2 separate regions of the Homo sapiens genome follow, and region 1 is linked to region 2. The links are chromatin loops, found by intact Hi-C in ENCODE. Cell type or tissue: endothelial cell of umbilical vein. All regions are shown on one strand. Each heading gives the region's core, and the rest is flanking DNA. Links, peaks and the distances in the headings are about the cores only.

Region 1 (15,722 bases), core at 3,119-11,118, 120 kb after region 2:
CAGAAAAGAAATGTAAGAAATCAATCTCACTTATAACTGCATTAAAAATTAAAATACTTAGGAACAGATGTAACAAAAGAAGTGTAAAACTTATATGCTGCAAACAACAAAACATTGTTGAGAGAAATTAAGGACTGCCTAGATAAATGGAAAGACAGCCCATGTTCATGGATTGGAAGACAATATAGGTGTGCCTCAATATTCATAGGGGATTGTTTCCAGAATCCCCCTTGAACACCAAAATCCACAAATGCTCATGTCCCTTATATAAAATGGTATAGTATTTGCATACAACCTATACACATTGCCTCATACACTGTGCTTTAAGTCATCGCTAGATTACTTACAATACCTAATACAATGTAAATGCTATGTAAATAATTGTTACACTGTACGGTTTAGGGAAAAATGAAAAAAAAAAACTCTGTATACATTCAGTTACAGATGCAGCTATCCAGTTTTTTCCAAATATTTTTTATCTGCAGTTGGTTGAATCCACAGATGCAAAACCCATGAATATGGAGGGCTGACTGTTCTATTAAGAGGCTATATCCCCCCAAATTGACCCACATATTCAACACAATCCCTATTAAGATCTCAGCTGACTTCTCTGCAGAAATTGACAAGTTGGTCCTAAAATCCATACGAAAATGCAAGGAACCCAGAATAGCCAAAACAACCTTGAGAATGAAAAACCAGCTGTGGTGGCTTACATCTGTAATCCCAGCACTTTGAGAGGTCGAGGAGTGGATCACGAGGTCAGGAGTTCAAGACCAGCCTGCAAAAGATGGTGAAACCCCACCTCTACTAAAAATACAAAAATTAGCTGGGCCTGGTGGTGTGCACCTGTAATCCCAGCTACTCGGGAGGCTGAAGCAGGAGAATCACTTGAATCTGGAAAGTGGAGGTTGCAGTGAGCTGAGATCGTGCCACTGCACTCCAGCCTGGGCGACAGAGCAAGACTCCATCTCAAAAAAAAAAAAAAAAAAAGGGAAAACAAAATTGGAGGATTGGAGGATTCACACTTCTCAATTTCAAAATATACTACAAAGCTCCAGTACTCATGACAGTATGGTACTGGCATAAACACAGACATAATAAATTGATTGGAATTGATCTCTAGAACACATACATCTATGGTCAACCGATTATTGACAAAGGTACCATGACAATTATTAGTTTGGTGCAAAAGTAATTGCGTTTTAATTACTTTTTTTAAGTAAAGTTTTTATAAATGCCATTAAATGGCAAAAAACACAATTACTTTTGCAGCAACCTAATAATTGGGGAAAGAATTGTCTTTTCAACAAAGAATGTAGGGACAACTGGATATGCATAGGCAAAAGAATCAGTGTGGACCTCTACCTCATTCCACATGCAAATTAATTCAAAGTGGATCAGATACCTAAATTTAAGAGCTAAAACTATTAAACACAAGAAAACAGAGGCATAATTATCCTGACCTTGGATTAGGCATGTTTATTAAATGATACCAAAAGCTCAAGCCCAAAAGAAAAAAATAAATTGACCCTCATACCAATTAAACATTTTGTGCTTCAAAAGGCACTATTAAGAAAGTGAAAAGAAAACTCACAGAATGGGATAAAGTTTTTATTTATCTGATAAGAAACTTGTATTTAGAATATATAAAGAACTCCCACAATGTAGTAAAAATAACCTAATATAAAATATGGTCAGGCTGGGCGCAGTGGCTCACTCCTGTAATCCCAGCACTTTGGGAGGCCAAGGCGGGTGGATCACGAGGTTAGGAGTTCGAGACCTGCCTGGCCAATATGGTGAAACCCCATCTCTATTAAAAATACAAAAATTGGCCAGGTGTGGTGGCCTGTGCCTATAGTCCCAGCTACTCGTGAGGCTGAGGCAGAAGAATCACTTGAACCCAGGAGGCAAAGTGTTTCAGTGAGCCGAGATCGCACCACTGCACTCCAGCCTGGGTGACAGAGCAAGACTCCATCTCAAAAAAAAAAAAAAAAATATGGTCAGAGTCTGAATAGACATTTCTTCAAAGATATGCAAATGACCAATAAGCATATGAAAAAATGCTCAATGTTGTTATTCATGAGGGAAATACAAATTAAAACCACAGTGTGAAACCACTTCACACCCACTAAGGATGGCTACAATAAAAAATACAAACAACAACAAGTGTTGATGAGGATATAGAAAAATTGTAACCCTCATACATTGCTGGTGAGAATGTAAAGTGGTACAGCCACTTTGGCAAGCAATCTTTTGAAGAACTCAAAAGATTAAACATAAAGTTACCATTTAAAGACTCAGTAATTTCACTACTAGATGTACACCCAAGAGAAATGAAAACATATGTTTACACAAAAACTTGTGTTTGAATGTTCATGGCAGAATAATTCATAATAGCCAAAACATGGAAAGAACCCAATGTCTATCAACTCATGAATGGATAAGTAACATGTTGTATATTCATATAGGAGAATATTATTCAGCAATAAAAAGAAATAGACTATTACTACATGCTACAACAGGAATGAACCTTGAAAACATTACACTAAGTGAGAGAAGCCAGTTGCAAAAGACCACGTACTGTATGACTGCATTTATATGAAATGTCCAGAATAGGCCAATCCATAGAGACAAAGTAGTTGTCTGCTAATGGGGGTACAGGTTCTCTTGATGGGGTGATGAAAATGATAATATGTATTGTAATGGTTGCAGAACTCTTTGAATATATTCAAAACCATTGATTGGTACCCTTTAAATATGTGAATTGTATGATATGTGAATTATATCTCAATAAAACTGTTAGCAAAAGAGCAAGATTGTGCAAGGGAAAGTTTCTAGACACAAAATTTTTGATTGCAGACTATTTTCTTTGGTTCTGGCCCTATTCACTCAGGCCAGCAAACTGTATTAGCGAAGAGTTGGCCAAAGCCCAAAGGAACTCTCTTGATCTGTGCTTTGCCCTGAGCAATTTATTTTTAAATAACCCTTTGTCAAATTAGACATACACAGTCTAGTTTTGCATATACTCTCCTAGGGTTTTTGATGTTTTTATCTTAGGAGGACAGGGGCATGGAGGGTATGTTTTCTTGTTTGAAAGATGTGATGGGTTAAGGGCCAATTGTCAGTTTTAGTTTTCTTGGCCCCTGACTCATTCATTTTCAACTCCAACAGCTTCCAGTATCAATCACACAAGAGCCAAACTCTCCATGAGCCAGAGAGATCTCCCCACTGCCCAGAATTTCTAATTTTCTTTCTTTAATGGATATGCAGCCGCTGCTCAGTGCTCTTGGAGATCTAGGTGGGAGGGAAATGATCCAAGGGAACCTTGTAAACAATGAAGAAATAAGAGAAGTTTTGGCGCCTTGGTCACCTGGTGCTGCAACAAATTGTGAGGCCAGGGATAAGGTTCTGGGACTGGATTGCCTTGGAGCTGGTTGGGTTGCACGGGTTAGAGTTGAGTTCCACAAGTAGAGAACAGGAGCAAAAAACAATTGGGGTGGAAGAGTGGGGGGCAGTTCAGGTAAGCTAAGTTAGTTTGAAAGACTCAATTCTAATGCTCTGGAAGCTGTACTGGACTGGTTTATGAAGCTCGCTCAAAGCCCCATAATCCACTATTTACTCGGTCTTGCCTGTATCCCTCCCACCCCTGTCCTCAGCCAGTGGCTCCATGGGAAGCCTGTTTGCTACTACAGTCACGGTGCATGCTGTCTCACCTTAGCTGGGGGTGGTAAGGACCAGACTTCAGTGTGGTCTCCTTCTCACCTGCTGCTGTGGGATCCAAAGTAGCTCAAGCACAAGGGTCTGACTCAACTGGTTCTACTTCCTTAGCAGCTGTCCACAGAAGCCAAGTAATAAAACCTTGAAGTATGGAGGAATCAATGCCTGGTAAGGTGAACATTAACTAGTAAGAAAGAAACAGGAGTCAGGAGGGAGACAGCCAATGAATTCTCTTCCCTACCTTCCTTCCACCCTTCCACTGTTCTGTGCCACCATCATACCACAGAGCTTCTTCCATGACAACCTGGTGACTAAGAAACTGGCAATGTTTTCTTATGAGTCTATGACTAGCTAAGTAACACAGCACTTTGTATTTGCTTTCTCTGCTTCCTGGCTCACTTCCTTTTTTCCCTTCTTCTTCCTGCTCTGGGATTATAACCCCCAATAAAGTATGAGTACATATGCCTTTTTCATGCTCTGTTTTCTCAAAAAAATGAGCTAAGAGCTAAGACAGAGCTCAAGGCCAAACACTATATCTAGAGGAATCAAAGGAAAAGATGGAAGACGCAGGTCTGATGAAGATAGGGGCAAAATCAGAGAAGGAATTAATAAAAAGGGGGTGGTGAGTTTCCTGATTATCACAAATAGTGGCAGATATTAAAGGTTGCTGTCCTCAGAGAGTCCTCAGAGGAAGACGTTAATTACATGCTGTTACCATGTACAGAAATGTATATGTGCAGGAAATGAAGGAAAGTCATGTAGTATAAGGAGAGCCTGTAATAGTGAACTTGATTTAGTCTGGGAGAAAATGCCCTCTGAGGTAAGATCCAATACTGGGACCTGATAAACGGGTGGAAGTGAGAGAGAGGGGAGGCCGTTTCAGGCAAAAGGAATGACATCTACAAAGGCTCTGTAGTGTGAGGTACCATGCTGAGCAGGGGAACAGCAAGAGTTCTTACCATAGAGAAAAGTGTCTCCCAGTTTTGACTTTCATTTTTTAAAACCTCAATCCACAATAAAGACTATATTTTACATTTTAACCCAGTACCAATACACATATATGTGCTCATACAATTGAAACAAAAAGTCATGAAAAAATATTTAACCTTACTGTGTTGGTGGTGGTGGTAGGGGGTTCACAATAGCCACTGACCTTTAAATGTGCATATTCTTTGACAGAGCGGTACCACCAGGACAATGTACGATGGTGCTCACCGCAGCACTGTTTGCAATTGTTTACACACACACAATGAAACATATTAAGGTAGATATGTAGGTACTGACATGGGAACACATACATGCCCAATTACAAAGAGAAAGAGAACAGTGTACATATGATGCCAGTTTGTTAAAAATCTTTACGAAGGAACATATGCATAGAAAAAGGGACAGGGATGTACGAAAACTCTAGAAGGTGGCTACTTAGCAGAGGAGATTTTTATTTTCCAACTTTCGTATTTCATTATTCCTGCCTTTTAGACTACACATATTACTTTTTCAATCAGGAAAAATCATAAAAATACAGTTATAACAAATAGTCCAAAATAACTTGCTGTTTCTTGTGGGTGATAATACAGGTCAAATGACAGTGTGCTTCGTTGGAAATTCAATTATTTTGGTAACTAAAGTAGCAAATTACATCAGATTTGACTAAACTGGGCATCTTGAGTTTTAGCTTCATAAAATCACCTTAACCCTGTGAAACAAAGAATGTGAGTATATCTTAGTTTTGACTTTCACTGGTGTTGCCTTCTCTTTTCATTGCTAAGAGACTTAAACCTGGGAAGCAGGTGGGCAAATGTCAAATGATCAAAGAACCAATCGTTAGGACTGGAGAGAGACATCCAAAAGCGTGCTCCCTTGGGGGAAATTCCCCTAGTTATTGTGGGCCTGGCTATAAGAAGGTGGAAAGTTTTGCAAGAAGTGAAAAGCTTTCAGTAGCACACTTTCATTCGTCTTACTTGATTGCTTTTGCAAAATACTGCAATAAATCTAGAGAGTTATATTTGATCTAATTGCATGGATAAAACTCAACTCTTAAAACTTCGTACCCCACCAACGTGAAGCTATTAAGTTGGTCTCTCCCCCTTCCTCCCTCTGTTACCCCATGTCTCCCTTCACCATTGTATCTTTAACTTTAGATTTTTCTGGTACGATTGGGCTACATAACATTTCAGGCCGCCATATTAGATGGGCCATACAGTTAGGATAAACTCTCTATCTCAGAAGTTTCCCTGAAGCATTTAGAGTAATAATTTACTTCCTTTCTTCAGGATGAGAGTTTCTTCTTTAAAATATTTAAGGTGTGGCTATATAATCCTTAGATTCTTGATATGAGGCAAGAGAACAACAAATCTTTCTGGGGGTGGTTTTTAAATTAATTTCTGAAAAGGTAATGTTTAGTGCTGAAAGGACCAGAGTCTGCTTATCCCACTCTCTCCCTAAATAAGAAATGCAACCTTCATGCACAGAATCATCCTCACCATATAAAATGAGTGAGAAGAAACCTAATCTTTCTTCCTGTGGAACACACTGCTTTGGCAATGAGCCCAGTCATTCAGGAGTTCTCCAAGATCTGTTATTTAAATCCAACTCATTATGACTGATTTGAGGCAGGAAACCAAAATGAAAAGATGGAATAAATATATTTTTGGTTTTTCCATCCTGTCCCTTCTCGCCATCTCCAATTTTAACACAAGTGCTAACTCTGAGGTTGGGGTTAGATATACAGACACCCCAACATAAGCACTCCATTAATCCAAAGCTAAGCTTTCCAAAAGGTCCTGTGGTTTCAGATAAGATGGGATGCCACCATATTCTCAAGTAGACAGCAGCCAGCTGAATTCCAAAATTCTCATGATATTGAACTTAAAACACCCCTTACTGTAGCTTAAATTCCAACTCCTTCAGGCTGAAAACATCCTCACAAGATGTGCTCTTTTTTATCCCTAGAACCTGGCACAGGGTCTCACGGGTATTCAGGAAATGTCTTCTGAATGAAACTCTTAGGTCTATAGGTCTGTGTTTCCCCTATCTTTCCTCACATTCCACAACTGTGGCTACTCAATCACTTCTCAAAGCCCTTCTAGTTTGCTCGTAATTAAAAACAATTTATGTATAATCCATCGGGAATGTATTTTTGTTTGTAGTGTGGCAATATAATTTTGCCCCAATCTGAAGTGCCATTTCTTTACATTATATTCCCATTGATTCTGAATTTTTTTTTCCCCTCACTTCGATAAGCTGGTCTATGAATTGTTTTATTCCACTCTTCTTTTCCTGTGTTAGTAACATACTATTTAAATGATGGCAGCTTTAGAGTATACTTTAATAGCAGGGCAAAGTCTCCCAAACCATACATACAACTCAATTATTCTTTTTTTTTTAATAGAGACAGGGTCTTGCTGTTGCCCAGGCTGGTCTCGAACTCCTGAGCTCAAGCAATCTGCCTGTCTCTCAGCCTCCCAAAATGCTGGAATTACAGGTATCAGCCACCACACCTGACCTGAATTATTCTTTTGAAGTATTGACTTGATTTTTCTCACATACTTTTCCAAATAAGTTTTATTTTTAAGTTTAAATAAACATTGGCAAAGCCTATTGGAATGATGATTAAAATTGTGGCAAAAAAGATCATTTTTGGAGGACTGGTTTTTCTAGAGTACTAATTATAGCCTTACAATTTAGGAAAATGGTATACCTTAATATTTTCTGCTTTTTAAATATTCATTAGTAATGCTTTATAATTTTTCTTCATATTCATCTTTTATATTGCTTGTTAGAGTTTAATGTTTTTTTTTTTTTTTGAGAAGAAGTCTCGCTCTGTCGCCAGACTGGAGTGCAGTGGCACGATCTCAGCTCACTGCAACCTCTGCCTCCTGGGTTCAAGCGATTCTCCTGCCTAGCCTCCCAAGTAGCTGGGGCTACAGGTATACACCACCACACCCAGCTAATTTTTGTATTTTTAGTAAAGAAGGGGTTTCACCATGTTGGCCAGGATGGTCTTGAGCTCTTGACCTCGTGATCTACCCGCCTTGGCCTCCCAAAGTGCTGAGATTTCAGGTGTAAGCCACCATGCCCGACCAAGTCTAAATATTTTATAGTGTGTTGTAATGAATAGGGATCTTTACTCCATCATATTGTTTTAACATGATTTTTTAGATGTTTATTTTACATTGAACCATTTTGTGGAATTCTTAGATGTTCATTTATTCACCCAATCAATATTTATTGAGTAATTGTCACATGCTGGGCATTTTTCTAGATATAGGGGATAAAGTAGGGAACAACATAAATGTATATTAAGGAATACACTTTGCTGTAAGCCCCCACCCCGCTCCCCTCAGCTTAAATGAATGAGGAGTTTTGTTTTTTTCTAACAAAATATGAAGTCCAATGCAGGCAGTTTGGGGCTATTTTGGTTACTCCATAATGTCAAGATAAATTTGGAAATTTTCAGTCTTTCTGATGTAATCTCCAGCACCTTCAGCATTCTATCTGCATTCCAAGCAGGAAGGAGGGCAAGGACAAAGGTTAAGAAAAGCATGATAGCTGAGCTGCCTGTGCTCCCCACACTTTCTAACTTTCCTAGAATTCCATCCTATGACTTTTGCCTACACGTAATTGGTCATGTTCACATCCATTAGCCACGTCGTTGCTCCTCTCCAGGCAGGATCTTCTTAGAAAGAAGGGGAGAAATCTGAACAAGCATCTAGCAGGCCGTGCCATGAGAAAAAATTCTTGCTCTTATGAAGTTCAAAAATTTTATAGCTGATGGTCTTGGATTTCAACAACTCAGCCCTTGGACCCCTTCTCTGCTTTATCTCCACTTATCCCATTGGTGGTCTCATTCAGTCTTACGGCTCTAAGCAGTTATGCTAGTAACTATCAAATTCACATTTCCAGTCCAGCCCACTCCCCTGAACTTCAAACTCACACAGCCAACTGCCTAACTTGACATCAGCACTTGGATGTCTAATGAGTATCTCAAATTTAACCTGTCTAAAATGAATTCCTTTACCAAAACTGTTCCCCCACTAGTCTTCTCATTTCAGTAGATAATTCTATACTCCTGATTGCTTAGGCCAAAAACCTTGGAGCCATCCTAGACTGTCTGTCTCACATCTTATGCCAGGAAATCCTGTTTGGCTCTACCTCCACCTAACTACATCCAGAATCCCACCACTTCTCATCATTTTTACCACTAACACTCTGATCCAAGCCACCGTTATTTTAGCCTGCATTACTGAGACAGCCTCCTAAAATCATTCTTCACATAGATAATCCTTTCTGAGTTCTCAGCTCTTTTCTTTGAGAGAGGGTCTCGCCCTGTCACCCAGGCTGGAGTGCAGTGGCACAATCACAGCTCACTGCAGCCTCAACCTCCTGCATAGCTGGGACACAGGTGTGTGGCACCATGCCTGGATAATCTAATTTTTATACAGATGGGGTCTCCCTATATTGCCTAGGCTGGTCGTGAACCCCTGGGCTCAAGAGATCCTCCTACCTTGGCCTCCCAAAGTCCTGGGATTATAGGCATGAGCCAGCACACCTGCTCAAATTCTGTTCTTGACAGACCAGAATTTCTTTTCTTTAATTGATCTTACCTTATCCTTTACTTCTGCTACTTATCCCACTATCATTCCCTATGCTGTCAGTACCAAAAACTGCAACTCCTCTGTAATCTCAAGGTTATGCACTCCACTTTTGACAAGTATTCTTACCTAAACCCAGTATTTCCTTTATTATTCCCACTCCAACATCCCTCCAACTTCATCAGGGTCTACAATCCTTTAATCCCATACTTTCCCACTGCTCCTCACTGTCCCCTTATACTCTCATTTTTCTTCTTAAGCTTAAATTCCATGGTCAATAGTTTCTTTGTCCACGTGCCCTCAACTTCTTTGTCCTCTTTATCATATTTGTTTGGCAAACCCCCAAACCTGATTAAATCACCTCTCCACCTAATCTGGGCCTGCATCCACACAGCTGATGGGCTGGAGAAAAAAATAAGTTAACTGATCCTAGATTCAATTAAAGATCAATAACCTCAAGTGAAACATTTAACACTGCCTAGAAGTCACGCTGTTTCCCTAGGCTTTTCACTCTCATTCTCATCCGTTCCTCACACTTTCTCTTCAAACCTCCAATTCCCTTTCTCTTCAATGTTCAGTCTCATATGATGGTATTCCTTCATAATTCAATGAGAAAACTAGAAGAAATTCAGAGACTTTCCATGAGCTCCTACATTTGCCTACCTACATCTGTGCTCATATACTTAGTCCTTTCTCCCACTAATATGAATATACTCTTTGTATTCCTATGTTAGACCAACCCCTTGTGCACTAGATTCCATCTGATCTCATTTAGTCAAGGATATCTTTCCAGTAATTCTCCCCTCTGTCTCCTGTATCATATTTTCCTATTTTACTGGATCATTTCCATTTGTATACATTTCTTTTGTCTTAAATTTTGACTCCATTTCCCCCTTCCAACCACTATGCTATTTCTCTTCTTCCTTTACAGCTAAACTCCCTAAAAGAACTGTCTAAATTCACTGTCTGCAATCTAACTCCTCCTACTCTCTTAAGCCCACTCCAATACAGCTCATTCAATTTACTGGGAAGAGTTATTATTAAAGGTCAGTAAAATTTGTCCTAGTTTTGGTCATCTTTCACATCTCAAATCCCACTGAATTACTCTGACTTTTCTAAGTCAACCCATTAATTAGATGCTGTCTCCATTATATCACTTATCTGATTGTAATTTTACATTTTTATATGATTATTTAATTATACTTTCTTTCTCAATAGACTCTAAGCTCCATAAGGACAAGGATAATGACTATTTTTTTCTTTTTCTCTTCTTTTCATGCTCCCTACCCCTACCTATTTTTCCTATCACAATTTCTGGTCAGTGACTAGCACAATGCCTGGCACACAAGGAGGCCACCAGTAAATGTATATGGGAATAAATGCTTTCTCATATGCCATTTTAAGTTTGGGAAAAGGAGGTCTGCAGAAGTAAAGATACCAGCTCAAAGGCACACTGTGGATTACTAGTAGAATAGGGACTAGGAATAGAATATAATGCATCACCATGCACACTTTGCAGTTATAAATGAGATGTGGCTCCTCATTTTATAGCTTAGGCCTTATACCAGCCTCCACCATGTTTGGGCTGGATGGGACAAACTATGCAATCTAGTGCAATGTCAAGTCCTTATTGTGTCCATGAAAGCTTAGCTGCCAGGTCAACAGAGCAGCTTTACACTGTCAACTTTTCTTGTTCCTATATCCGAAGTGACCAGGGAGAAGGCCTCTTCCCCCACAGAATTCGTGTGAACTTGTATCTCGAGCTTCAGAGTAAGAGTCTTCAGGTACACATCATTCATTACTGATCTATAGATTATGAACCTGGAAGAATATTGGGAGGAGTGAGTAGGAAGATCAACTTAAAGTTATAACATTAAGATATATCCACTATCAGTTAAAGACCACTAAGAAACAGAGGAAAAGCATTTCAGAAATGAAATTGCTAGGCAAATAGTTGTATATATCAAAAAAGTTGATATATGCAACTTTTAAGGAACCTACTGCATTAAAAAGATCTACATACACCAGTTGGATATGTATTTTGAAAACAGCAAACCACCAGGTAGAACTATCACGAAACATAGTCACAGTCACTACTTAGTGACTACTACTAGTTGACCATATGATTTATCATCCAAAATGGGGCACTCTGAGAATAAAAAGAGGCAATATTAAAAATTATGCCAGGACAATGGGTGTTTCCTAGGCAAATGAACAAGACTGGTCGTCTTTAGTAACTATCCCCTACTTATCACGCATGGAGAAAACCAGACACTCATTCAGTCATACAAATATCTTCATCAGGCAAATCAACAGCAGCAGCAGTAGTCAGAATGAACAGGATACCAGTCCACTGTGGGCTTTATTTTGATCCTGAATGGTCATGCTAATCCTTACCATCTCCACTAAATAAAAATGGAATAAGAGTCACTTCCTTTATATACTTGTTTTTCTTGTCCCTTCACACCTGATCTATATTTGATCTTTAAAACGGCCATTTCTATCCCCATTTGAAGTTTAATTCTGATTTAAGAAAGGACACACTCTTCTATGCTAAATCAAACAAAACCATTCTTCAAATTTTCAAAGGCTTCCCTCTTCTCCAAAGGTTGCATAAACCATATCTTTTTTCATCAAGACTGACTTCTAGGTCATTCACTGAATCAACATAGCAAAAAACAAGTCACTAGCCACAAACATTTATTGTTGGGGTCAATACGTATATCCTTTTGAGAAGTGTTTCGAGCCATTCATTTGATAACTACAAACACGTCAGAATCTGTTTTACTGGTATATTTTTGGCTTGCATGACAAGGGAAAAGAGATTATTGCAAAATTATGAATGAAGTCCAAAAGGCCTGATTAAAAAAAAATCTATAAAATGGAAGGATTAAACACTGCCCAGCCCTACTGTGTCAACAAAGACGGTACAATTCAAATCAAGAAGACAATCCCATACAAGTCCAGCAAGGCAGATGTTGGCAAGTAGAAGTTAAGCAATCTGTTATACAAAATGCAAAAGGAGTTAAAGATAAATTACAAAAAATAAAAAACAAAATTTTAGTCAGAAAACTATTACTACATAAAGCCATATAAGAATGTGTATTAGTTGTTTCCTTTAAGGGAAAAGGAAATCAAACTGTTGGTTTTCTATTTATTCAGAAGAAAAAATAAAGGAAAGTGTTTGGAAAATATTTCTGATATTAAGTGAATTATTTCTCATCTGCTACCTAGAGTTTACAAACAACTGACTTATCCTTGTCAATCTGTGGAAATGAGAAAATAAAATCAGCGTCTGGCCTTCGTGGGATACTCATAACACCCGAATGAGGTCCAGAGTAATCCTAGATCGGGGGATGTCAATGTTGAGTACTTGGACTTCCACTCTTTCTCCGGGGCCCAGTCCAAGGCTTCTTCTCTTCTTTGTTTTTGAAAGTTTTGCTTCTGTTACATTTCGTATGGGAATCAGCCCAGATTTCCCCACTCCTATATCCACAAAAATTCCAAAGAGAGTGGCATTCTCAACTTTGCCTGTAAGAACTGTCCCAATCTGCAGATCTTCCAGGCATACTATGCTTCTCTTGAAATCAGGTTTATCAAAATCTGTAAGAGAAAAAAAGTAAGTGTAAATAAGGCATTGTACTTCCTAGATACAACATAACTTTGTGAATAAGTACTTACTACATACTATGTGCCCAGACCAATATTAAAGATTAAGGGGGGATTATAAAAGGAGCTGCAGACCAACGCTTGCCTTCAGAGAACATGCATATCAGTTGGAGACAGCATTCATGCAGTAGAAACAATTCAAGAAAATTTACTTCCTTCTACAATGCTACACACTAGCATTATACATAAGGATCGAGAAGACAGTCTTATTTTCCTCTTTGTGAAGAGGTGATGAGAATATATATTTGCTTAACAAATATACAAAGCTAAACCACAAACACTGAGAAAGTAAGACCTTTGGAAACAAGAGACTGGAAGCTTTTTTTTTGGTTTTTCCCCCAGTGCCTGGATTATTAAATTGTTTAAAGATGGTAGAAAGTACATCAACTTTTGGCCAAATGTGGATGAAATTCAAATGTTCTTTCTTCCTCACTTCTTCCCACAAATTTGGAACTCAGAAAATCAATTCCCACCTATTTCATATATATTTATCCAATCAACATTTATGGATTCTTGATTATCTATGGCTCAGAATCCCAGACCAGGTAGTATCTAATATTCTTTCTCTTCTTTCAATTAAATTCATCAAACATTTGTTAACTCTATTATCTCCTGGCCAGGCACTCTGCTGGGTGCTAGAGAAACAATGATGAAGATACAGATTTCTGTTTCCAAGTTCTTTATAGCCCTTTTTTCTTGCTCACCCCAGCATACATTTCTTTGTTCATTATTGTCCAAAAGGTAGGCATAAAGCATGCCAAGGAATCATTATGGTTCTAGTTAAAAACAAAGGTTTTTATGAGGGAGACAGTTAGAGTTAGAACTAACAGTTTAAACGGGGCTGTGGATTATCTGTGGACTCCATTTATCCATGCTCCTCCTGAAGGCCCCCTTTCCTAGGATTACTGAGTGTTGACTCTAATAACAAAGAACACATTCTATGCTTGGATCTCCTTTTACTAAGGCCTCATTTTCCCCTCCACCCATTCCATTTCCTTTTCCTCCACAGCTGTTGGCTTTATCCTGATGACTTGTTAAAGCTATCCTTTACATTTGTATTAACAACTGGTCACCCCTTTCTTCCCTTCCCCCAGTCCAACCATACTGATACCAAGACGTTTTAAAAATTAAGCTTTTTCTTATAAAACAAAATAAAAACCTTCTTTAAACTCCAAATCTCACTGTACACATAAAAATGAGTACGCTAAAATTGGAATTGATTCTGTGGAATTTTACCTGATGCTAAAGCAGTGAATTCCAAAAGCAAGAAACCTACTGTAATGTAATATTACACCAGGCTAAGGCTGTGTCAAAGCAAAGTGGAACTAAGTCACTGATCAGGGGCAGAGGTAGGACGGGTCTCCGAGACCCCATAGGCATTGTTTTTATGCTTGGAAATTCTTTCTCTCTCTCTCTTTTCTTGGGGAGGTCCAGCTGCTGCAGATTCCCTAAGGGTTCCTGATCAGCTGTTTAGTTTAATCTTGCAAGGAAAATCAGAGTCAGGAACTACTTAACATATTCCTGAAGACAGTTGGGGACACTGAGAAATCAGAAAATCCTCTGTGTACCATGCAAACTTTAACACTTTCATAGCCAAGCATTTTCAGCCCCTGTGTCTGGACTGCTTCTAATAAACCCAGTTAGGGAAATTAACTAGTCACCATAGTGTTAATACACATGAAATTAATTACACCATTGACAAAACAAAAGACAGAATTATTATGAGTAAAGAATGAGGCATTAAGAAAGGAAATACTTTTGAGAAAATGGAGAAAAGAGATGTAACATAAAATATCATCACGTGGAAATGCCCAAAATACTATCTGCCCCCTCGAAAGTATAGTTTGTAAGCCTTCCTCACCTTGGGTATGTGTTTAGTAGTAAGATGAAAGTTCTCAGACATTTTGAAAATTGTGACTTACATTAGAGCAAAGGTCAGTTCCAAAGTTTTTTTAAAGAGACCTATTTAAAACTTCACTTGCCACACTGATAGAACACTGCAGTAAGTGGAAAGCTCAGTCCAGAGCCCAGATGCATCTGTCTTTTTGCTCAACAACTTGGTAGTTTAATTGGACCATATAATTTGAGTGTTGATCTTTGCTCTGAGTCTACAATGCAACTGGGATAATGGAACAATCGACACTATGACAGAAAAATGAAGATGGATGTGAAAAATCCAGTACAGGATACCTGCAGTTACAGCATTTTTTGCCAACCCTCTAATGCAAAGGGTGCAGCCATACCACCTCCAAATCCAGTATTTTTGAGAACCACTGCTCCACCTAGTACTCCTGCTAAAAACCAGCCCAGAAATTCCCATAAAAGGATACTGGGCCTCCAAATGGAGATGGATTTGTCTGCTGAAACATCCACATTGTGTGGAGGACTACTAGGAGGCTTCTACTCCCACATTTTTGGCATAGTTCTTACTGGGTGTCATTTTATTTTTCTTTAACTTAAAAAAAAACAAAACAACCCTACAGAAGAAGGAATAGTACAATGAACTTGCTGGATGTATTTCAAAACTCCTTTAAACCTTTTCAAAGAAGTATGTCTAACCATCTCAATGCAGCCTAAACCAGAATAAAAAGAGCCAAGCCCTAAACACGGAATCATCAAAACTGGTTATAAGACCAGTGAGCGGATTCATTTAAATCTCAGGGGTTCCTATTCAAACTTCCTTGGGAAGTAGGTCATTTGATACTGTAATTCTTTTTCACTGGGTCACTGCTCTCAACAACT
Region 2 (15,722 bases), core at 4,370-12,369:
TCTCCCTGGAATGACGTTTCCTGGATACCCTCATGGCTAATTTCCTCTTTTCCCTCAAGTTTATGTTCAAACCTTACCTTCTGTATAAGGCCTGCTCCAAACACCCTCCTTGAACATGTAACCCACCCCCGACTTCAGTATTTTCCTTCACTCTTAGGCCGCTCTGTTTTTTCTATGGCATTTTTTTGCTTTCTGTATGCGGTTTTTATTTTTTATGATTGCTATTTATTATCTGTTCATACCTATTGGAATGCAAGTTCTATGATGGCAGGGATTTTTTAATTCATTGATGTACCCTACAGGCCTAGAATAGTGTCTGATATGTAGTAGACTCTCAATAAACGTTACTGAATGAATGGTCTGCAAAGTTACAACATAATTTTATTTCATATAGAAGTTTTCTTTCTGGTCTATCCAAGTGCGAATAAGCTAAACTGTGATAGAACCAAGACTGTCTTTGGTGCTATGGGGTTGTCAGGGAGCAGGGACTCTGTTGCCTTTGTCCAGGGCAGAAGGAACAGCTGTGGCCTGAGTCACTGATCTTTTCCCCCTGGGCCTGGGCCCTTTAACTCTAAATAAGGCTCCTGCAAACAGAAATAGAGAGGCAGATGGAAAAAAAAAAAAAAAAAGAATCACCCAACATGGTTAGATGTTCAGGGCGGCTCTCACATCTCAGGAGCAGTAAGGAATAGCACTGAGCATTCTATACACAGCAATTCCAGATGCTAAGGAAGGGACATGATGTAGCCCCAGGTCTACAAATGCAGCAGCGCAGGAGCCAGGACGGGGCCTCAGGAGCAGTCTGATGCAACAGATATTCAGTTCACTGGGCATGGCTTCTTCTAGTCCTCGGCCAAGTGGACTCTGAGCAGTGGGATAGGGATGTGGGGGGAGGTGGTGGGGGAAGAGAGGGTTGCCCAGAAGTTGTGGAATCTCAGCAAGGATGCCAAGCCAGAGGCTGGCTTCAAGCAGCCAGACGTCTGAATGGAGCAAGCTGGAGTCTTGGCCATTGTGGGGCTGAGGCCCTAGGCTGGCCAGTGGGGGCAGGACGCAGCAGGAACAGGAGCTGCAGCTCAGGAACCAGGCTAGCACTGTGCTCAGTTACCTGAAGAGTGGGACAGGCAGCTCAGGAGACCAAGTCTGGAGACCCTCAGCATCCCCAACTGCAGCTCAGGCCTAGGCTGGGAAATGGGGACAAGCGGAGCCATGGCAGGAGAGGAGCCTGGAGCAGCTCCCGCTGTGGAAGCGGGAGGAACATGGAGCAGGGCAGCTGGGCTGGGCCAGGCCGACCCAGGTGCTGAAAGGCTTCTTACCCAGAGGAATGTCTGGGTCTAGTCCCTCTCCGTTTACCAAGGCACTGTGGGGAGAGGCGGCACGGGCTTTCAGAGTCAGGATCAAACTCCAGCCTCACCACAGAGCTGGGCAAGTTCTTACTATGCCAGGGCTTCCTCACTCTTTCCTCGCAGGAGTGCTGAAATAACTGAAGGAGAGCAGCTCCCAAAGCCTCCCCGGTGTCCTGGGGCTCCTTCGCCAGCGCTCTCTGGATGACCAGGTCTCTGACCTCCTCCTGCCTGACCCAACCACAGCCCAGCCTAGGCAGCCTGGAGGACAGGGGACCGCAGCAGGCCTGGACCTGACAGCTGAGCTCCCTCCCCTCCCCCTTGCCTAGCCAGAGCTGGTTTATTTGAACTAAGAATTTAAATGTAAATATGCAACATCCCTTCCCCTCTGCCTCCGCTCAGCGGGAGGGAGCGTGTGTCCACCTCTGTCAGCTGCAGCAAGAGTGCCCTGTGTGCCCAGATCCTATCCACTTTGAAAAGAGCAGAAATATTAGACACAGCTAAATAAGAAAACACAGATTATTGCTGGAGACCCCTAAGGCCTACTTTGTCTGTGCAATAGTTTGTTTTACTTTTCACAGAATTTATTTTGGCTGCAGCCAGATTGATGGTGATTATATCTGAAATCCTCCCACATATCTGTCACATAAACACTTCGTTTAATTCAGGTTTGTAAAACTCTATGGGCCAACGGGGAGCCAGCTTTTGGATTAATTAGCAGACGCTAATGCTGGGCATCTTGTCACATGGTCCAGCGGCTCAAAGGCTGAGGGCACAAGAGGGGCCGAGCAAGCGGCCCTGGCCCATGTCTCAGGAGTTTGATCCTTTAGGCTGGTAAAGGAAAACCAAGGAAGATGTGGAAGGGGAAGAAGGCCGCTCACTGTCCAGCCTGGCTGGGGAAACAGATTCTGGCCTGCAGAGTGAGCCAAAGTCTCCCATCCGGACCTAGCTAGAGGGGAGATATTCATATGCGTTTTGAAGTCGATACAAAATAAACCCCCAGCTTCCTCAGAGTTTCTGTCGATAGCATCACTGGATCCGACACCTCCTGGGAAGGGGAAAAGCCTTAGGGGCTAGAGCTGGGGAGGGAAGCCCTGCTCAAGTCGCCGGGAGTGAATGCAGGGTCCAGAGCCTTGGCAGCGGTGGCTCTGATTCCCGAGACCCCCGGACCACCCACTCCCCAGTGGTTGCCCGGGCCCTGCCAGTGCTGGGCAGGACTTCCTTCTGTGTGATGGGAGCATGCCCCTAACAGGCTGCATATGCCCACCAGCTGTTGCTCTCTTTTGCCACTGCAGGCCAAGACAAGAAAAGCATTATTTCCTTCCTCCTTCTAATCTCCAGGCCTCACTAACTTCACAGGCCTGCTTTGGGCATTGTTCACTGGGAGTTTCTCTGGGGCGAGTTCCCCTTTGCGCAGAAAAGGCCCTTTTATTCCCCCCATTACATTTACCTTTCCCTTTAATATGGAGTTCTTCCACTAAGGGACTGTATGGAGAGTGTATAGGACTTCAACGGGGATGCTGGATTTGGCTTTCAGAGGTTAATTACATCCTTACTGCTCCAGAAGCTGCTGTTCCATCTGCAGGAATGCTCCCAAGCCTGGGAGAACTCCTGCTAGCCAGAGAATGAACATGTTGCTGAATGCCTAAGCCTCCAGTCTTTAGATGAACTGTCTCGTTTAATTAAAAAAAAAAAAAACCCAGCCTAAGAGGTATTTTTGAACCCATTTTCACGCATGAAGATTCTGAATGGAGAGGTACATTCAGAATGGATTTGCAGGGGGTAAGCCAGCCAAGAAGTGGCTGAAACAGCACTGAGTCTGTGGCTACCTGAGTCCATGTTCTAATACAACCCACAAGGACTGGAAGTGAGGCTTCCTCATGCTTGTCTTTACTATGCCACTAACCAGGATGGCCCAGATCAACTCCCCGGCCTTCACCAGACCTCGGTGTCCTTCTGTGTAAAGGAGGGGCGGGCAGCACCTCCCCAGGCCCTGGCTTCCAGGGCTTCCTGCCTTGATTCCACCTCCAAATAACCACAAGAACTGGACCATCCCCAGCTCCTCAACCTGCAGAGGGACCGGAGGCCAAAACCCAGCTCCAGCCAGATCCAGTTACTAACCAAACACTTGTCTTTCTTTCCGACTGAAACTGACTGAAACTGAACGTGCCTGTCTGTCGCTTAGGGCTCTCGACCAAGAGTGCTCGTTTTTAACCCTTTCACAGCAGCTATGTTTTCTGCAGTGCATAAAACACAAGGCACCGATTTGTCAGACATGACTCAGCTCAGACCTCACCTGGGGATACCCTTTGAAAAGAGAGACCTGCAGGAGCCCAAGAGGGGCACATCATTTTTGGCTTAGCTTGTCCTAATTTTTCACTCCTGTTCCCTTTTGTAAATGGCACTTTGGAAGTGTCGATATTTCACCCTCCTTTTTAAAATAAAGGGTGCCATTGTTTAGAGGGCAGGAAAGGAGAAGCTAGTTTGGAGAGGAGAAGCGGTCTGGGACAGGAATCGGGATCGGGGTCATGTCTTGATACAGGAATGTATGTTCCCCAAAGGGAAGGTGGGCAGGGCCAGGGCTCCCTGTCAAGACCGGGGTAAGAATTTTGTTCTTCTGTACTAATTTTTATAGGCTTCCAAGATTTTTAAAACTCCACCCCCAGCACCAAAAACAAACAAACAAAAAAGCAGCCTCTGGGGACAGTACTGTGGAAACAATGAGAATCCAAATTCCAAAACTCTTGAGTTCACCCCAGAATTAAGGACGTGATAGTCAAAGCCAGGAAGCAGTGGAGCCTGAGGGCTGGCCGCTGGGCTCAGAGGCCTAATTGTCAGACTGTGTTTCCAGATGCAAGCTTTCTGCCTTTGGCACGGACTTTTTCTATAACAAACTCACTTTGGGGTCATTCATCAGTGCATAAATGCACACCTGGGAGGTGGGGGGACAAGCTCCCATTTTTCTGGCTTTATAAATACGGAACTCACATTTCTCCAATTGACATTTGCAGAGGCATGATAGATTAGAGCGCCTTCCACCGCAGAGCAATTTCAAATAAACGCAAGTCTGCTGGTGCAGGCTGCAGCCATCCATACCCTGCAGAGGAAATAAGCCTTCCCTTCCAGCCTCTTCCTTTCAGGTAAGCAAAAGCAAAGAAACAAGCACGCAGAGGAGTTCCAGCTTCAAGCTTCCCACCCAACAAGGTCGGGGGAGGAAGGTGCAAACTCTCAGTTCCATTTGCTACTCAGCAAATGCGGTAAACTGAAGTCCAAAACACAGAACACTGAGGTCTCCAAGACCACCTGGGTACCAAAAAGGTAGAGTCCCCAGTGTCATTAGCAGTAGGAACCAAGGGCAACCTATATATGTTGGCCAAGTCGGTGGTTGTGCAAATGGAGGTTTAAAGCACTAGCAATGCTGCCTGACCCCAAATATTGTCTGCACCTGATACCCGGAATGACACCATTGGAGACGTATTTCTTTGTGTTAGCCATTCTCTTACTTAGGTTTCTCTTAGATTTCTCTTCCTTGAGCAAATGTGCCAAGTGGGAAAATACATTTGGCTCCCTAACTTCTCAGAGTGAATAAGTTCATCAAATCCCTTTTGAAAGAGGACCAGAAGGAGCCCTGACATTCCTTCATTCATTAAACAAAAATTGAGCATCTACTTTGCACCAGCGCTTTGCTAAATGCGCTAGGAAAACAAGGGTAAACAAAAGCAGACACAAGGGCCCAGTGCTGTGGTATGCACCTGTAGTCCCAACTACTTGGGTGGTCAAGGCAAGAGGATTGCTTGAGCCCAGGAGTTTGACGTTACAGTAAGCCAGGATCACACAACTGCACTCTAGCCTGGGCGACAGAGTGAGACTGTATCTTTAAGAAAAAAAAAAAGCAGACATGTCTTTTGCCTCTATGAGCCTACAGCCTACTTCGGAAGACAGTCACACAATCATCCAAAGAACAGGAAACTATGACTGTGACAGGACGAAGAAGATACCCTGAAAGCCCATGATGGGGGTCAGGAAAGCTGTCCTGCCCTGGCAGGGTGATGGATGAACTTCTGAAGGATAACTCCTGGCTCCTCAAGCTGACTCCTGAAGGGTGAACAAAGAGAGGGAAGGCACTCCTGGCAGAGAACAGCACAGGCAAAGGCCCGTGAGCATCCCAAAAACATTGAAAGGGATTGGGGTGGGGATGGGGCAGTGTTGACAGACGCCTGTCTGGGTGGGAAGGAGCACCCAAAACAGAGGGGAGAGACAGAGGCAAGCATTGCCTACTTCATCTCCCTCCTCTGGCTGCAAAAGCCCCTCCTGGCTGCACCATATTCAAGGGGCAAATGTGATGGTGACCTGCGGGCAACGCTCCTGCAAAGGGCTGAGACAGTGAAACAACGTAAGTGTTAACCACTATTAGCGACGAGGAGACTGAGCTTGGATGGAGCAGAGGCCAAGGCCAGCTGCTCTGTTCAGCTGAAGCTGCAGGGGCTGGCCTGTGCTGGTGGGTAGCTGGCATCCTCATCTGCTGAAGGCTCCCGGCTCGGAGCCTTTGCTTACTTCATTTATGATTCTCAGGAACTGACAGAGAAGCGCATACCTGGAATTTCTGTGCTGATAGCAGGCCTGATGCTCCCATCCCTACTCCCCCACCCACCACCTCGGGTGAGCCAGAAGCACACTTAGAATTTGACAGGCTGTCGTGGCCTCCCACTTAATTATATTGTCACAAAAGCTTTCAGGGATTCCAAGGAGAGAACCCTCTTCAGGGAACTTGATTCTCCTTCCGAAGCATGCACTGGCTCTGTATAGCCCTCCCCTTACCACCCTGGGCTTTCCCTCTGAAAGCTCCAGAGACAGTTCAGCAAGTGCTCAGCAAGTGCCAGATTGGTATTGGAAGGGTGTCACAGGAAGTGGGTGGTGAGAGGGAGGCTCCTTCAGCTGTGTTCCCTCACACTCTTCTCTCCCAGTCATTCAAAGCTCAAGTCTTCATTTTCTGGGGCCTGTCAATGATGGAGGTGGAGAAGCCACCATTACTGAAGTTCTAGAGAGAGCCCAAGAAGCGCTGGAGGTTCAGAGAGGTGAAGAGCCCCCTGCAGCTGGCCAGCAAGGCTTAGGTCTGTCCTATCCACTGACTGCAGCATCCTGCTGTTATTAATAATCAGGACCTAAAACTCTTCCATCCATATGGCTCCCTGCTGTTGGGAAGGTATTTTCACATATGGCATATTATGGAAACTGCTCAAGAAGGCTACAGTTCTCCCAAAAAGTCTTCTTAGTTAGCAGTAGGGTTCGTTTTCTCACCTTTTCTTAAATCTCAAATTGTGAAAAAAGAAGGCTCCGCATACGCTGTCTCCATTTCATGACTTGCACATCTCCTTCCACATTGAGTGGAGCTGCTTTCAGTACAATGACCACTAATGTTGCGGTTCTAATCCTGGGACCCTTCCTGAGTCCTCACTGGCTCTGCTGTATTTGTTCCTGTCACCCACCAGCTTCCAATTCACCTCCACCTCCTCCCAGGCCATCTTTTCCTAGTCCACCTCCTCCCAGTTTACCCCCTCCCAATCCACCATCTCCTCCTCCCTGTCCACCTCCACCTCCTCTCAGTTCACCTCTGCCTCCTCCCAGCTCACCTTCTCCTCCTCCCAGTCCACCCTCACCTCTTCCGAGTCCACCTTTTCCTCCTCCTAGTCTACCTCCTCCCAATTCACCTCCTCTCAATCCACCTTCTCCTCCCAATCCACCTCAACCTCCTCCCCGTCCATCTTCTCCTCCCAGTCCACCTCCCACTCTGCCTCATCTTCCTGATCCACCACACCATACAGCTGTTTCAGGGCTCCAACCTGAATCCACCTTCGATTTGAAAACATTGCTGAATAACTGCAGCGGCCCCTTAAACAAATGTCATTATCCAAAGACAACAGACAACAACATACCTATGTAGAGATAAACATATGTGTGTTCTGTCTCCAAATCATTTTCAATAAATGTTGCCACAACACAGCTCAGCTATGTAGACGGTTTTTCAATCAATATTGCCTCAGGCTAGCAAATAAAGAAGGAAATCACTGGGAAATGCATTATTCATGAGCTCACCAGAGCGCTGATGACTGGCAGTGATAAAGGTCCCCGTGTGAGCAAGCAGCAGTCTGATAGCTCTGTATCAAGTCAATCTACCCAGCCTGCTTCCTGTTTTCGGGAGCAGGAGAGGGGAGATCAGTCCTCAACACTTTTCTCTTCCCTTTCATTTAGGAGAGTGGGCCCGTGCACCTGTGGGAACTGAACTTGTCTTTTGCTGAGGTCATGACACGTGGGGAACAGGATGGAGCAGAGGAAGGAGAGAACTGAATTCCCTCAGGGGACACCCTGATGAGAATTAATTAGAGGTCTGTCCTTGGTAGCTCTTCACCTCATACCTTCTAGTGAGCAAGAAAGAATCTCTCTCCACTTTTGAGAATTCTAATCGGCAAAGGGAAGTAATCACAGGACATTCATCCATATAGAGCCTTTTTCTGGTGGAAAGCCTGAGCATAGAGCAAGTTCGGGATGCCCTGCACCCCTTATCAATTAGCTTTCCTAGCAGAGACATGAATGAGGAAGGGGAGAGGGAGGGCTTCTGGGGCAGGGAATCCTGGGCTTACCCATGGATCCTCCACCGGCTCATTAAGTTACCTCGGACAAGGTGCTCCCCTGTACCTGGGCTTCTGAGTGCTCCCCTCCCGTTTTAAGTAAAAAGTCAGGAGCCCACAGCATCCAGAAAAGCGACCCAAATTTCTTTTGAAGTGTTGCATGAGCTAGAGTGGGAGAGAAAGGGAAAACTGAGGGGTAAGAAAAAATTGTCATGTTCAAATTAAATTTCAAATCATTAACAATACACGCTCATGCATAACTCATATGCACCTGAGAAATGCATTATGTAAATGAACCCAAAGTTCCAAAGAGCACCAGTTCACACACTACCACACATGCAGGGGTTGTGAAACCCAGGGCTGTACCCGTAGAAGACACGAAGATTACAGAAAGAATGGTACCATGGGGTCACTTCCAGCCCTGCTAAAACAGCTATGGCCATAAGTTGTTGAGCTTCCAGAGGAAGGTAAGAGCCAGTTGTCTGATGTTATTTGTTGCAGGCCCCCACTCCACTGTCTGCTGGACTCCAGGCGGGTTGTGTGGCTGGTATATCTGGATAGCAGGGCCCATGTCAGAGATCAAGGGATGCAGTTCCAAAGGAAGGGGGTTGGGCAGAACAAGGTCCAAGGGTCCAGTCCCCCACTTCCCAGGTGGAAGGGAGCCAAGGTAATATCATCACCTCTCAGTCCTGGCCAGACAGGGGTCTGTGAAAAGGAAAATAAAATCTCGGGACCCTAAACTCACTATGCCAAAGGGAAGAGTTAAACTTGGGAACTGGGTCATGCAAAAACTGCCTTCCTTGTGTTCCCAAACAGATAGCTGTAATCTCACATGCTACTTTATCGCATGTAAAGCGTAGATTCACTGAGCCAGCGAGGAATGCATAATCGACTTTCCCCCACTCCCTTCTTTTCAGGTGTAAAATGTAGATTCACTGAGCTGATCAGCACCTCACAGGAATGTAACCACTTGCCTCATTGCCTACTCACTCTCCTTTTTTGTTGTCTTTTTTCTTCCCCTTCCACTTGCTCTGTCCCCTTTATATATTGAGGTTCACAAAACCCTCTTTGGAAAAAGCACAGGACACAGACACCAACTACTGTGACTTGTGTTTCTTTTTCTCAGGCGTGTCCCTAACCTTGGCAAAATAAACCTCTAAATCCACTGAGATCTGCCTCCATCACTTTGTGGTTGACAGGTCACAGATGAGCGTGCAGGGTGAGTCAGAAGGTTCATGAGACAGAGCATGGGACAGCAATGCTCGGTCGTCATTCGGCCAAGAGACAGTGAATCTGCACAACCAACAAGGCCCCTCTTCCATAAGTCACACCACTTCTGTGAAAAGTCTGAGTTACAGATGTCTTTCTTTTTCATATTGCTTTGATATTTTCATATACACATAGGGCTTTGAATGAGGTTAACAAAGATTGACAAGTGGAAATCTTGTGGTTCCACTTCCCAAATAGAAAAAGATCATTGCTTATCATTGGCATAGTGGATACATTCAAGCATGTGTTCCTCAAGTGTGTGACAATTGTTCTTTTAATTGAGCTACCTTTCCTCCTGCAATCTTATTCATATGATGGCAGTTGCCTGAAGGAAAGGCTTGCAGCAATCTCAAGCACACAGAACTATGTTAATACCCATTGGGCAGCGACAAGAACAGCTGGGGATGAATACAATCGGCCCTCTGTATCTGGGATTCCACAACCATGGATTCAACCAACCTTGGATGGAAAATGTTTGAAACACAAAAAGGATGCTTGTGTCTGTACTAAACACGGACAGGCTTTTTCTCTTACAATTATTCTCTAAACACCACAGTATAACAACTAGTCACATGGCATTCACATTGTATTAGGTATTGTAAGTAACCTAGAGATGATTTAAAGTATACAGGAAGATGCGTGCAGGTTACATGCAAATATTACCCCATATTATATCAGGAACTTCAGCATCTGTGGATTTTGGTATCTGAAGGGGGTCTTGGAAGCAATCACCCACGGATACTAAGGGACAACTGTAACTTTCTTTTTTTTTTTTTGAGATGGAATCTCACTCTGTCACCCAGGCTGCAGTGCAGTGGTGTGATCTTAGCTCACTGCAACCTCCATCTCCCAGGTTCAAGAGATTCTCCTGCCTCCGCCTCCAAAGTAGCTGGGATTACAGGTGCCCACCATCACTTCCTGCTGATTTTTGTGTTTTTAGTGGAGACGGGGTTTCACCATGTAGGCCGGGCCAGTCTCTAACTCCTGACCTCAAGTGATCCACCGGCTTCGGCCTCCCAAAGTGTTGGGATTACAGGCGTGAGCCACTGCAGACAACTGTAACGTTCACAAAGCTTGTACACTGTACTCTTTGGAAGCCCTTTAGCTTCCTGCACAGATGCCACATCTAAAAGCCAGAGCCAGGCAGCGAGAAGGACTGGCAGCAGTAATACATTGCCAGCCGGCCAAGAAAGTGCTACGGAAGCAGTTCTGCTATCTGTTTTCTTTCTGGGTCATGAATTTGGGTCCATTTAGCATGGGGTGGAAAACAACAATAACACAACAACAATAAAAACCCTCTCCTTCCCTGAATCGTCCCAGGGTGTGTCCTATGTCACAAAAGAGCACCTTAAAAATCATCTGGTCTAGTGCTTCCCAAACTGGGGTTTCCCAGAACACTTTTTCTAAGAGAGGTTAATAGGTAGGCTGTTCTCACGGTTAAATTAGTTTGGGAAACATGCAGTCTACCTCCCATATATTCATAATGCTTATTGTAATATTGAAGATACTGAGAGGTATTGCAGTCAATTAACCTTCACTTTGATTTTTTCAGCATCTAACAAATTTATCCATTTTCTCCTTTTAGCACAGTCAATAAAATACTGTAGAATGAAGTTATTTTGGTTAAATCCATATCTGCTCCCGCCCATCCTCCCTCTTCCCCTAACTTTGTTGTTCCCACCCACACATAACTTTACCAAAATTTTTTTTTTTTTTGAGACAGAGTCTCACTCTGTCACCCAGGCTGGAGTGCAGTGGTGCAATCTCAGTTCACTGCAACCTCCGCCTCCCAGGTTCAAGCGATTCTCGTGGCTCAAAGTTGTGTGCGGTCATGCCCGGCTATTTTTTGTATTTTTAGTTGAGACAGGTTTTCTCCATGTTGGCCAGGCTGGTCTGGAACTCCTGGCCTCAAGTGATCCACCTGCCTCGGCCTCCCAAAGTGCTGGGATTACAGGCATGAGCTACCGCGCCTGGCCACTTTACCAAGATCTTAAAAAGTTTAGGCGAATGTCCAGATGAAGCTCTCAGAACACCTGCTTGAAGAAGGCAGCTTGTTGGATGTGGCTGATGGCTTTACTGACCCTAATCCTTCTCTCTTCCCCATGTCCACGCCCTTTACTGTATACTTTTGCAGTTCCTTTTCCCACACCTTTGACACTGAGTTTGGTCATGTGACTTGGTTTGACCAATAGAAATGACAGTGCACCAGTTCCCAGTCAGGTTCTCAAGGGGCCTCTGTGATTCCTCCTGCTGTCCTCCGCCTGTGCTATTGCTGTGAGAACATGCCCAGTTAGCCTGCTGAAGGATGAGAGACATGTGGAGCAGATCCGAGCCACGCCCATCACCCCAGACAAGGCCAGCCCAGATCAGCCATGGCCAGCCAACCACCAGACGCGTTGAGTGAGTCCAGCCAAGCCAAAGTGCCTAGCCAACTCCCCACTGACCCCAGAGGCGTGAGCAGTAAACCTTGATTGTTGCATGCCCTTCAGGTTTTGTGTTTGCTTTTCATGCATCATGCGGCATTATTGAGGCAGTAGATCACTGGGTAAGAGAAAGAACATGGGCTTTGCAGCTGGTTATGTTAGATTCAAATCCTAGCTCCACTCTCTGTCAGCTGTGTGTACCTGAGCAAGTGATGCAACTTCTCTTAGCTTTAGCTTCCTCATCTTGAACAAAGATAACCTTAGAGCATGATTATCAGGATTAACGGAGATCATGTAGGAAAGCTCCTAAAATAGTGCCTGGCACGTGGTAGGTAATCAGTGAATGTTACTTCTTTTGTGTGGAATCCTTTAACTGAGTGCACAGAATTTTTACCTAAGGCTAAGTACTTTGGCATCTTCATTCATAGATTTGAATGGTCTGGAGTCAGAGCTCACCAAGATTTCCCAGGCATAGGGGCCATCCTGATGTACACACTATTTAGCAGCCTGCTTATATCACTTAGTGATACCGCACAAACTTCTTTCCACAGTTCCAATTTCTGTATCAACAGTCTCCTACCTCATTTTCAAAGGCCACAAAGTAGCCCTTGGCGGAAACATGCTATCATTTATTTTACCATTTGGGATGTTTCCATCAATTTTTTTCCCAGCCAAATAAGGAGTAAATATATATGAAACACCAAGATAGATAAAACAATGTAACTGTAAAATAGCACGTAATGAACAAAAGAAGAGCAGAGAAAGACATTCAAAAGAATGTGTAATCAGTGAACATTTGTCTCTGCAACAATTCTCTTAAAGAGGCACAAGTAATTTATTTTTTTCAAACTGTCTATCCTGAATGAATAAAATAAAAGCTTTGTTGTCTAAAGGAAAAAGCATCAGTGTTCTGAGAAATTTTACTTCTGAGGTGCATCAAAGCCATATAATTCAAATTTGCCTGCAATCTCTTAAAAAAGAGAGGACAAAGATAAAGCCCAACATTTCCAGACGTCAAGGATTCGAATTCGCGAGATTGATGGTCATAATCCCCACCCCTCTGAACCTAGTTCTATTTCTGGTCCTCTCGATGTATAAGACAAACAACTGGGAACTTTCCACGCTGGGCTCCAGAGAAAAGTATCTGCCTTTCTCCAAAGCCCTATGTGAGCTCACAGTCCCCTCAAAATGCCATTTTCCCCATTTCAGGTCCTTCCAGTGGAAAAAGTGGGTAAGTCTGACACAGCCACTGCCAGCTAGTCCTCGGGGCAGCCATACACCATTAGCAGATCCCTCGCTCCTAAAGGAAGTCATGCCGGCCTACAGTGGAACTCCATTTCCAGTTATTACTGCTAGACAAATGGCTTTTAAATTACATCCTAAAAGGCTCACAGGCCATTTGTCTTTGTAAGTAATGGCACAGAAATGCTGCATTACTGCCATCCTCACCCTGCAAAGGGGGTCTGCCTTACTAGGGGGATTGTAGGAAGGTGGATAAGAAAGAGACCCAGGAGGCAGAAATACCCAAGGTAGGGGCAGAAACACCCAAGATTTGATGCAGAAAAGTTGCCAGCTTTTCTGGAGCTGATGGGAGCACGCACACTGGCAAGACCTCTGAGAAGAAAATAGAGGTGGCTTTTCCTGGAAGCTGCCTACATCAACAGAGAGAACTGGGGTGGAACTTCCTGGGTGGGAAAGGGGAGCAGGTATAGAGCAGCACCAGAGTGTTATCCAGAGATAAAGCTGGATGGTGGCCATGACCCAGCCTTGACCACCAGGCTAGAGAGTCTGGATTTCACCCTAAAAGATGGAAACTTATGAGCAATTGGACTTCCCAAGGAAGTGGCCAGATGCCTGGCCCATGGCCAGAGACTGGCTGTGACTCTGAGCTCAGCCCCTGGAGCTCCAGGACTCTCTCCTCACCTTCCTTGGGAGATCTTAAAAGCCAGGAGCTGCTACTTCTACGGGGCTAGGCGTTAGCTCTGTGACATGTTATGAATAGAAAGACATTAAAGGAAAAATTCCAGCATTCCTCCTCCATGCTCTAAAGCCTTTGTTTACCTTATTATTAGAGGCCTGTCAGTACTCCTGAGAGCTGACAGGTCTGGAGGGTGAAGGAAGCTGTCACCGCATGGTTTCCACGCTGACAGTCTGTCTGGACTCCGTTTCACCACACAGCCAGCCTCGAGGCACCAAGTCACGCTACATCTTTCAGATCTGTGGCCTCCCTAAGGCATAGTGGGACCAGAGCCCCCAGTCTGGAGCCCAGAGAGTCATAGAGAGGGGCCTCTAAGTCTGCCAAAAACAAAAAGCTGCCAACATTCAGGGATGAAGTTATCATCATCTTGCATTGCTGGCCGTGTCTCGCTCCCAGAAGGAGGTGCTGCTTGTGTGTAACCTTCCCCTTCTGCTTCCTGTAAGAGATCTGAAGTCCTGTCCTTCATGGAAACAGTCCTCAGCCTGGCTATTTAAGATACTCCATACACTAACTTCACATCCCTCAAACCAGAGTTGCTCACAGACATGCACATCATGGAGTGCGCAGCCATCGTTTACGTCCAGGAGAGTTGATTTTATAAAGATAAAGGGCTTGAAGAGAAACCACTATTTTGATATTAGAACAAACACAGATCTATTGAAAAATAGAATGCAAAAAGGTCATGCATTTTTTAAGATAACACAAATGCCCAAGGTGTCTGTCATGATGTGGAACTAAGCCCCTAGATTCCTTGGGTTTATGTTTCTGCTCTTCTCTGATATTAGAAATACTCTGGTGAAAAGTTTAAGAATCACTTTACTAACATGACAAGTTACAAAATAGTTCCCAGTATCCAGTTTCCAGCAAATCTACAGAATAGGGTCGGTGTTTCAAGTTCTTCATTTATAGCAATAATAAAAAGATATTTATTCACCAGGTCCATCCTAAGCACTTTATATGCATCACATTCTTTAAACATGGCTTCTGTCCAATGAAACAAGGATGTTTATTATCACTGTGCAAAGAGTATAAGTGACAAGCCCAAGGTCACGCAGCTACAAAGCAGTGGCACCAAGATTTAAACCCAGTAAATATGGCGCCAGACCCTTCTTTCTTAGCCGTCCATCTACACTGACTGTAAAATGAAAGGGGCTGGATCAAATGACTTCAAAACTCTCGAGCCATGTACTCCCTGGGCAAAGGCACATGGAATGTGATCAGATAAACAGAACTCCTTTCTTATAAAGACAAATCAGAGATGGTCAGGTCATCCTTAGTTCATTCTCCTCCAGTTTTTGGTAGATAAGAATTTTGAGCTGGGTTTCTGATTAGTGTCAAGTTGAGCAAAATTGAATCCAGGAAGGATTCCTGGAGAAAAACCCTTGGAGTGGGCTCAGAGAACATGGATCCCAGGGGCTTTCCAAAGCTTCCAGAGTGCTGTGGTAGGATGGGAGTGGCTTCTCAATAGCCACAACCACCTGGAAAGTGAATAGAGAAGATGACAATCAGGAGACAAACGTGATTTGAAAAAAGGCAGCACAACTAAGTAGTGGACCCAAGAGGAATGCCTGTCTCCCTGTCGGCTCCTTAGGGGCTCTTGGCAAAGTGGCTCCAAAGGACAGGGGCATCTGATACAGGGCATTTGATACCTGGAATAGACCCTGGCTAGTGAGGTTGTGCCAAAATTCTTGCCTGAACATATTGGATTATAAAATATGTGGATATGACAAGCATATCTGTTTCCCCTTCCAAAAGCTACTTCTTGGTCTAGGATGCTGGCCCCAAGACCCAGCCCTCTGGGACTATTTTTATACAAAGCACAATCAAGGCAGGTTTGAGCCACAGAATCAAGGCAGGGAGCAGACAACCATGCAGGGAATCCAGGGGAAGAGAGCAAAGGGGAGGGGGTGTGACACAAGATCACTTGGCCTCAGTAAAGAGACATGTGCACAGGAGGAGAGACCCCACAGATCCCACGGTCCCTCAGCTGCTGTTGCTGGTGGCAGGAGGGGAACGGAGCCACAGGCTGAGAACATGGGCCCTTTAAAAAAAATCATTGACTTGAAGCCTTTCTCCAGCCACTTCT

Evidence for each region. Hi-C counts contacts between places; a loop is a spot of excess contacts. Peaks named below come from ENCODE experiments on the same cell type or tissue, not always from the same donor. Only the 100,000 strongest peaks of a DNase experiment are listed, where the experiment ranks them.
Region 1: a loop joins it to region 2, with 2.2 times the contacts of the local background. A loop is called at or near these places in 2 of 110 quality-filtered maps.

Annotation. Positions count from the first base shown.
Region 1 is chr2:45,376,686-45,392,407 of GRCh38, forward strand. It overlaps SRBD1 (S1 RNA binding domain 1), which reads right to left. Exons shown (of 21, transcript NM_018079.5): 21 at 11,995-12,914. The coding sequence ends at 12,625. Among named protein-coding and RNA genes, the nearest start is that of LINC01121, 130 kb to the left of the region's middle. In endothelial cell of umbilical vein, for the core only: no CTCF peak of the experiment used is centred there; DNase peaks (open chromatin) are centred at 4,056 and 6,266; H3K27ac peaks cover 1,225 bases.
Region 2 is chr2:45,255,845-45,271,566 of GRCh38, forward strand. No RefSeq gene overlaps it. Among named protein-coding and RNA genes, the nearest start is that of LINC01121, 8.8 kb to the left of the region's middle. RefSeq lists enhancers at 735-1,308, 1,309-1,881. In endothelial cell of umbilical vein, for the core only: no CTCF peak of the experiment used is centred there; a DNase peak (open chromatin) is centred at 7,497; H3K27ac peaks cover 2,700 bases.